3 separate regions of the Homo sapiens genome follow, and all the other regions are linked to region 1. A link is a contact called in ENCODE Hi-C or POLR2A ChIA-PET data. All regions are on one chromosome and are shown on one strand. The core of a region is the stretch at or near the end of the contact, and the rest is flanking DNA. Distances in the headings are between cores, read along the strand shown. Region 1 has its middle 14 kb from the start of TBX3-AS1. Region 2 has its middle 320 kb from the start of TBX3. Region 3 overlaps LOC102723639 (a long non-coding RNA gene).

Region 1 (2,802 bases), core at 75-2,574:
AAATTACTTTTCCTTTAAATTAGGGAGCAAAGCAGGGAGACGGAAAGGGGCCTGATGAGAATACAGAAAGAAGGGTAATTTCAGATACTTTTAAGTTTTAATGGAAAAAGACTGATGTGCTCCCTAAGTCAGGTTTTCCCACCCGAATCCGACCAAAAGTAAGCTCGGCAAGTACGAATGTTTTTCGTTTTAAGCTCGCCCTCAGTTTTGACATCAATCTGGCGAATCCAAGTCGAAAATACCTTCTTGCACCAGTGTGTTTGGCTCGGGGAAAAGGCCAGCAGAATGCCCCAGCAGTCCGAGCGGGCTTGGCTAGGCAGCAACCCTCCAGGTTGTAGAAGTGGACAAGACGCAACGCCTTTCCACTCGGCAACCCCCCACACAGCCTGCAGTCCCTGGTGCCTCAAATTGAACCCGGCTGGCCCAAGGCGCCCCTACGAGGCCCCATCCATCCCGAGTTGTGCGTGCAAAGCGCGGCCAGCTCCGCGAAAACTTAGCTGTGTCACGCGAGGGAGGAGGGAAATTATCCCCGAAAGGGGAAAGGTAATTCCAGGGTGCACATTTCACCCCCTCCACGGCAAAAGTCACCCAGGAGGCTGACATCCTCCCCTAGTCTCCCCTTCAAACCCGTCTCCAGGCTGTTCGGGGAGTTGCCTTTTGAAGTTCAATTTATCTTTGAAACATTCAATAAAAAATGATGAGGCACTGTCAGTCTTTTGGTCTCCCGACCCCCAGCCTCGCCTCCGAGGTGTGTGTCTGTTGGGGGGCGGGGGCGGCACGGGAAGGTTCGAGGGTTAGTCCTTAGCCCTTTTCTTGCCCTGGGGGCCATGACGTGAAGACCCAGCTGGAGCCTGCCTGGCGGCTGCCTCCCTCCCCACCCCCCACCCGCCACCCCCTGGAGCCCGCCAGCCCGGCCCCAAGTCCCTGTCACCTTCAGGCCTCTTGAATGACCGGAGAGGAGGACGCCCCCTCCCTTCCCTCATCCTGTACTTGGAAGGGATCGAGGTCGAGACCTTTTGGAGAGCGGGGCAAAGCCCCTTCCATCTCTGGCCAGGCACGTGGGGACCCCTACAGCCTCCTCTGCGATGTCTCCGGGGGTGGGAGGGAAGACAGACAACCAGAGTATGTTGGTGCGGAGTCGCGGGGGGGGGGAGGGGCGGGGTGCGCTGCGGGGGTGGCAGGGCCTGAGCTGAGACGGGCCCTGGGGACCTTTGAGGCTGGGGCTCCCCCGAGGACTGGGAGATTTCCAGGGCGCGCTCCTTCTGCGCAGCGGCTACAGCCTGAAGGGGGCAGCTCTGGATCCAGCGACAACGCGCGGTGTCCGCGCCTCTGAGAAGGTGGTAGTTGGCTGGTTGCGCTCTCCCGAATTGGGGAAAAAAGAACTCAGCCTCCAAAAGGGAAGAAATGCTTTGCTTTTCTCTTCTTTCTCAGTCCAAATTTGCTTACCTCCTCCCTTCTCTCCCCCCGCCCCCGATTTGGGGACCCTGCTCAGACTTGTGTCCAGCCTCTCTTACTGGCGTTCCTCTTTTTTTTTTTTTTTTTTTTTTAATCTCCTGTGTATCTCATTTGTATATTGTGATGTTAATGAGTAACTCCTGTAGCGCTGATGGGCGGGGGGTGGAGGGGATGAACGGCTCGCAGTCTCTCTGGATTTTGCTGCCTATTACTCACCTGGCGCCGGTCGCAATCTCGCCGCAGGCTTTATGGTGGCTGCGGCCGCCCCAGAGGCCACTCAGGGCAGGCGCCTTCGCCTTTTTTCTGGGCTTCGAGTGCCACCTATCTGTCTCGTCTACGAATGCGTCCAGGTCGCCGCAGCTGGCTCGGCACCCCAGCGCCTCCCGGGTTCCGGAACTTGGGCGCTTCGCCTTCGCCCCTTCTCATCCCCACCACTCCCAGCCCCACTCCCCTCCTCCTCCGTCCCCAGCCCCATTCTCAGCCTCGGAAGAAGCTGCCTTCCCCTCTTTCCTGGATATCACTTTCACTCCCGTTTGTGCCTCAGATGAGAAAAACAGCCCTGCCCTCCTCTGGGTTTCCAAAGAATGTTAGAAAATTCAGTGCGGGAACCCTGGCTCGTAATTCTCTGGACAAGTTCCTTGCTGCTTGTAGAAATCTCTAGACCCTTGTTCTGGACCCCGCCTGGCGGGGGATAACCTGAATTCGCGATGGGTCGATAGAGAAAGGATACCTCCTTCCCCAACATACACACCTCAAATTCTGCCCTGGGGACAACTTGCCAGTACCAGGATGCTCTCTTTTTTACTCCACAACTTTGGAAGTTTTTGTTTTTTAACCTGGCCGCGTCTACAAGGACAAAGGCCATGACTCGCGGGAGCAGCAGTCCCTACGAGGGTCAGCTACCGCAGCCTGCAGGGCCCAGCACCTTCGTGACTTGTAGATTTAAGGTGACAAATGCGGGTGCCGGTCAGAGGCCTCCAACCCCTGCCTGTCGGGAAGGTCGGCTCCAGTCCTGGCTGCGCCCTGGAGTCTGAGACCCGCGGAGGGGAGGGGATGGGGTCGCCTTTTGCTGTGCTTTGAGCCGCGGGTGAAGGCGTCCGGGTTCCTGCTGACCTCCCGGCGCTAATTGCAGGGGCCGAAGGGCGCGCTCGGGCAGAGGCAGGGGTCACGACCTTGCGGCTCCCTCCTCCCGAGGTCCCGGCAACCTGAAGGAGCCGGGTGTGTGCAAGAGGGCGTGTGTGTGTGCGCGCTCGCGCGATTAGGGCCTCTCTCTAGATCTGCGCTGTTCTGGGACCCACTCTTTCTTTGTGGGGACAGTTCCTGACGTGTAGGCCCTTAAAAAAATTT
Region 2 (2,700 bases), core at 74-2,573, 330 kb before region 1:
GGTTTCATTTTTTCTTTCTCCTCCCCCCTTCGGCTTTCTTCTCCTCCTTCTTCTTTTTTTATACTTAAAAAGAAAAAAAAATACTCATTACAACCTAGGACCTTAAGAAGTAGGAAGGGAACTGGAAGTATTAGCAAGGCTGCTTGAGAGTTCCAGTCTTTGCCTTTGAATGGACAAAGACCATGAAGGCTACAATGTCTCATCTCTGGGCACATATGTTAAGAGTGTTTGGGGGGTCAGGTGCAGTGGTTCACGCCTATAATACCAGCACTTTGGGAGGCTGAGATGGAACACTTGAGACCGGGAGTTAAGAGACCAGCCCGGCCAACATGGTAAACCCCGTCTCTGCTAAAACTACAACAATTAGCTGGGTGTGGTGGCACATGCCTGTAAACTCACCTACTTGGGTGGTTGAGGCAGGAGAATCACTTGAACCTGGGAGGCAGAGGTTGCAGTGAGCTGAGAACGTGCCACTGCACTCCAGCCTGGGCAACAGAGTGAGACCCTGACTCAAAAAAAAAAGAGTGTTTGTAATGACATAAATCAATGTATGCTAACTTCAGGGAAAATGTTGAAGAAATTATAAAGATTTGGGGTTATATCTGGGAACTAGAAGAATCTCAGGTATCTAGACATTTCTCTATCTCCCTTTCTCTCCCTCTCCCCCCACCCTTTTTTTTTTTTTTTTTTTTTTTTGAGACGGAATCTCACTCTGTCACCTAGTCTGGAGTGCAGTGGCGCGATCTTGGCTCACTGCAACCTCCGCCTCCCAGGTTTAAGCGGGCATGCACCACCACACCTCACTAATTTTTGTATTTTTAGTAGAGACCAGGTTTTACCATGTTTACCAGGCTGGTCTTGAACTCCTGATCTGAGGTGATTCACCCACCTCAGCCTCCCAAAGTGCTGGGATTACAGACATTAGCAACAGGGTGCGGCCCATTTCTCTTTCCTGATTCAATCTTTCTCTCTCTCTCTCTCTTTCTCTCTCCCTCTCTCCCTCCCTCCCTCCCTCTCTCTTTCTCTCTCCCTCTTTTCTATTATTTTATTCTTCTTCCTCATGGCAGATTATCTTTTCCTTCTTCCTTATCTCATTGGCAAGCGAAAGATGGCTTCCTGTAGTAGTCACATGAGCATATTACTGTCCCTGCAACACAGAATCTTCATCTAAGCTTCAGTTCTGTCTTCTTGGGGAAGATATTTTTTATTTGTCCCCTGGGGCTAGATGCCATTTCTGGTCAAACAATTGTGGCCGGAAGAAATGAGTCACCTTGGACAAAGGCAGGTGCAGAGAAACCTCCCCTGCGAATTGTGGGAAGAAAAGCAAGGGCACCATTATCTGCTGACAGACACCCTGCAATTCTCTAGCACATTCCAGTCGCAGTGACTTCATGTTTCTTTCATCCTGGGAACTACTTTCATTCATTTATTTTATCTGTTAACTTCTTTATTCATCAAATATTTGTTGAATATCTGTCACCCTTTGGTCTTATTTATCTTTTTCCATTTACATAATGACTATTCATTTAATAAATATGCCTATCATGTGCCTGAGGTTATTATAATATACAAGATATGCTAGTAAGTAACCAGTTATATGTAACTTTCTTCTAGCAAAGCAATTCTAATCATTGCATCAAAAAAGAAATTTACTTTTATGAGCAGTTCTCAAACTACAAAGCAACTTTTGTACGCTCTCAATCCAAAATGACTTGGCCAGGGAAGAAGAAACACTTTTTCTGTTTAATCTGCCTCCTTACAAAACCCAACTGGAAGATTTCTGTGCTGTAAACTGACAGGGTCAGCAGGGTGGTGAGGGGAAGAGTCCGTCCTACTCTGGAGTTGAAGAATGTTAGATCAAGTCTATTCATCAGGCTAATGACAAAACCATTAGCCAACAAGAAGACAGACACATCTCTGCCAGACACATGAGACTTGCAGCAACTAATAAGCAGAATCCCCACGGAAATGAATTAGGGGTCAAAGTAGAATCATTTCATAGCCTGTTCTTGTGGGAGCGAAAAATGGGTGTGATGTGCTTGTCTCCTGGTTTTTTTAAATATTTCAAGGAACTGACCTGTAAAATGCCACTGGAATGACATATCTAGCAGATGTTCCTCAAACATGAATTATCTAGAACCCTGATGTATTTCTACCCTGACAGACCTGCCAATGCAGAAAGACAGATTGACACTTTTTTCTTCTGCAAACAAGAGGAGTGAAAAGACAGATCTTCCAGAATATTATGACTACCCTGGGGTCCCCAGGCGGCAATTCATCCAGCAAATGTTTGTGGGGCACCTACTGCATGCCAGGCACCTTTCGAGGCACATGCTGCTAGAACCAAGGAACTACAGAATTAGGACTTGGCCATTTATGTTTGGTTGCAGAGTCCATAAGTCCTCCCTACAATAAAACATCCAGAGGAAACTGACAGAGGAGCAAAATTCATCCCAAAACTGTGCACATTAAAGGGGGAAAAGAATTCCACAGAACGATGAGATTTTCAGCTGAGCTGTAGGAAAACAGACTTCCTCTCTTCCTCTCTAAAGAGCCTATTTTTTTTCCATAAACCTAAAGCCATGGCAAAGGGACAGCAAGACTCAGCCAGGATGGCAGCAGACTCATTGGTTGCTGCCCCTTTGAGGAACTTTTCTACTTTAACTCTTCCCTGCCTCTGCCGTTCAGCATCAAAATGTT
Region 3 (2,700 bases), core at 31-2,530, 440 kb before region 1:
ACCTCCCAAAGTGCTGGGATTACAGGCATGAGCCACCGTGCCAGGCATGTACTAATATATTTTCAGTACAAGTATAGATTATTCATTTTATCCACACCTCATTGTGTATGTTTGTATGAGTGTGGGTGGGGTGTGTGTGTGTTTGTGTGTGATTATGAATGATCAAAAAACTAAGACGAAGGGACTTTACGGACTCCAGTCATTGAAAATTCCAGAAGAATCACTTTCAGACAGAGCTGCGTTCATGGATTCAGATGAGACCAAGTCTTTTCCTTGTTCTGTACTCCAGCTTGGCTTCCCCTTGAGTATGCTCCATTCTGAGGGTGATGTTGAAGTGGCCGCTTCCAGCTTTCAGCAGACTTTTTTAAAAAACCACCTTATTGAAGCATGATCGACATAATAAAAACCTGTGTATATTTTAAATAGACACAGTTTGGGATAAGCATACACCCAGGAAATCCTCACCACCATCAAGTCAGCTGACTTCTTATGCTCTTAGCTGCAACCACCTGATAGCACATAACCCCCCTCTCAAGGGCTCAAAGAAAAAACTCAGTGTTGAGTCTCTGTTGACTCCAATTGGTCAGACTTGAGACACATGCTCATTCAGATCCAATCACTGGCCAGCAACACTCTGATTGTCTGGGCCTGAGAGGGTCACATGACATCCCTGGAACCCAATCTTCCAAGGACTGTGAATGTAGAAATCAACATTTTGTTAATAAAAGACTGAATATTGGACATGTACACTTTACAAAGGACAACTCGTGTGTGTGTGTGTGCATGTACAAATTTTCCTAGCTTATTACTTCATAGACATGTTTGGGTTTATTCCCACCTTAATCATTCTCATGGTCCTTCATGAATATAAGAAAGTTGCACCAAGTACCTGGTCCATGCAGTTCTCTCTGGGGCAGGCACTGCAACGTGGCGTCACCCAGGATCTTTAGCTCCAGTCTCTCCCTGGGAACTTAAGAAGAATGCCTTCTGCCTCTGCTGACTCAGCGGGTTGACAAAGACCTCTGACACCCGCCTGGCCTTTCCCGGAACCTTAAGAAGGAAGAAGAGAGAGCCTCAGAGGGCAGGTTTAAAATTAGAAGGGAGTGCAACACTGCTTGTGGTTCTTGAACGTCAGCCATTCGGGAGGAATGGGAGATAAGGTGGTCAAGAGACAGGAAGCATTTATTTAAGATTCCTATCACACTGGGAAGCTGGAGAGGGAGTTTAGTTCAGGGGAAGAACAGGATGTTGCCAGGATCTGGGGCAGGGCCAAGGGCAGGGGGGTATGGAGGGAACGGATATTGAAAAGAGGGAGCTAGTCAGCCAGGGTTTAAGGAGAGAAGGTTTGGAGAAGTCCCAAGCAGGAAGTCAGACAGGGAAGAGGCCCCTAAGGAGTTCAGGTCACTTCAGTTGCAAAAGGGAGATGGATCTTCTCTTGGAAGAACTTGGATCTCTTCGGTGAAGCCGATGTGTTTCTGGGTGGTCTCTTTGGGAGGGGACTCCATTTAACTCTTGCGTGAGCTCTTGGTTTGGTGTTCTCCCTGGTGTCTTTCTGCTGGTCTCCCAGCTTGGAGGCCACCACACTGACATTCTCTGAAGGGCACCACCCTGAAGTTCTGCCTTGACATTGAAGGCTACAGAAAGTTAAAAGTCACATTGGTTGCAGACCTTGTGGTCAATTTCCATCCCACATGCATGTGGGGGCATAGTGGTGAGTACAACCATTTCCCTTTTTTTCCCCTTAGGGAAAACACATAGTTTGTCCAGTCTTCAAAAAAGACCCTTAGCAAAACACAAATCTAGTGAAGAAAATCTATGAAAAGGTCATTTGCAAAATGGAAAAATACAAGCCACCAACACACACCAAAGAAAAAACTATAATCATAATTCAAATAACTCACAACTGCATTACTGTGGCAAGCCAGGTATTGCCATGAACCTTGGACATACATTAATTCATGTTAATCCTTTTGACAACCCTAAGAAGTATTTTCTTCATTTCATAATACAGTCCAATAAACCAAGACATGCAGGGGTTACGTCCCTTGTCTAAGATCACAGCTCCCAAGTGGCAGAGTTGGAAGGAAAGAGGATTGTATTAACGGCCTAATGGATAAAAGTCTGAGTTTGCAGCTGACAAAACTGGCTTTGGGAAAGTGACTTGACCTCTCTGAGCCTTAGCTTACCCAGTGCAGAAAGTGAGTATGAGATAGAACCCCCATCACGGAGTTGCAGAAAGGCTTTAGCAAGGTAGCATATGGTTAGCACAGTGCATTCGTATTTAGAAAAAGTGCAATAGACAGTCGACTTTTGTTATCCTTGATTTAGAGGTTCTACTATAGCAGCCCTCCCTGTCTACATCTGACAGGGATTATAAAGAGTCCATGCCTGAAAACAGAGGCCAGAAGCCTCAAAGAGTACGGCTGAGCTGTATCCCACCCTCACCCTCCTCTTCTGGCCTCTTCTGCAGACACAGCTGATAAGACCCCCGAGGGCACCTCCCACTCACCCACTAATCAACCCTCTGGGGAAGCATCTGGACCACAGGGGATGATCAATGACAGAGTAGTTGCTCAGCTCCACACCCACGGTCCATCTGGAGAGACACCCTTGGATTCAAGACTAAAGGCTTCCAGGAAAAGTGGCGAGGCTCAAGGTCATCGGTCAGTCAGTAACTGACCACCTTGCCTCTGGGGACAG

The links. Hi-C counts contacts between places; a loop is a spot of excess contacts on that map. ChIA-PET counts read pairs that join two places held with the same protein, here RNA polymerase II (POLR2A). Pooled maps may share reads with other maps.
Region 2: a pooled map shows a loop between it and region 1 (2.7-fold over the local background). The contact joins two enhancer-like sites. A Hi-C loop is called at or near these places in 1 of 50 pooled maps. POLR2A ChIA-PET finds 5 or more read pairs at or near these places in 2 of 52 experiments (A549 and AG04450).
Region 3: a loop to region 1 is called in a map of Right ventricle myocardium inferior, with 2.2 times the contacts of the local background. The contact joins two enhancer-like sites. A Hi-C loop is called at or near these places in 1 of 168 maps with a recorded cell type or tissue (Right ventricle myocardium inferior) and 1 of 50 pooled maps. POLR2A ChIA-PET finds 5 or more read pairs at or near these places in 1 of 52 experiments (HepG2).

What each region holds. Positions count from the first base shown.
Region 1 is chr12:114,667,238-114,670,039 of GRCh38, reverse strand. No RefSeq gene overlaps it. Among named protein-coding and RNA genes, the nearest start is that of TBX3-AS1, 14 kb to the left of the region's middle. Within about 2 kb of position 1,324, at least 16 of the 41 ENCODE cell types and tissues checked have a DNase peak (open chromatin) inside an H3K27ac peak, as active enhancers do.
Region 2 is chr12:114,998,819-115,001,518 of GRCh38, reverse strand. No RefSeq gene overlaps it. Among named protein-coding and RNA genes, the nearest start is that of TBX3, 320 kb to the right of the region's middle. Within about 2 kb of position 1,323, at least 3 of the 41 ENCODE cell types and tissues checked have a DNase peak (open chromatin) inside an H3K27ac peak, as active enhancers do.
Region 3 is chr12:115,102,576-115,105,275 of GRCh38, reverse strand. It overlaps LOC102723639 (a long non-coding RNA gene), which reads right to left. Exons shown (of 8, transcript XR_007063588.1): 7 at 890-1,050; 8 at 38-407. Among named protein-coding and RNA genes, the nearest start is that of TBX3, 420 kb to the right of the region's middle. Within about 2 kb of position 1,280, at least 3 of the 41 ENCODE cell types and tissues checked have a DNase peak (open chromatin) inside an H3K27ac peak, as active enhancers do.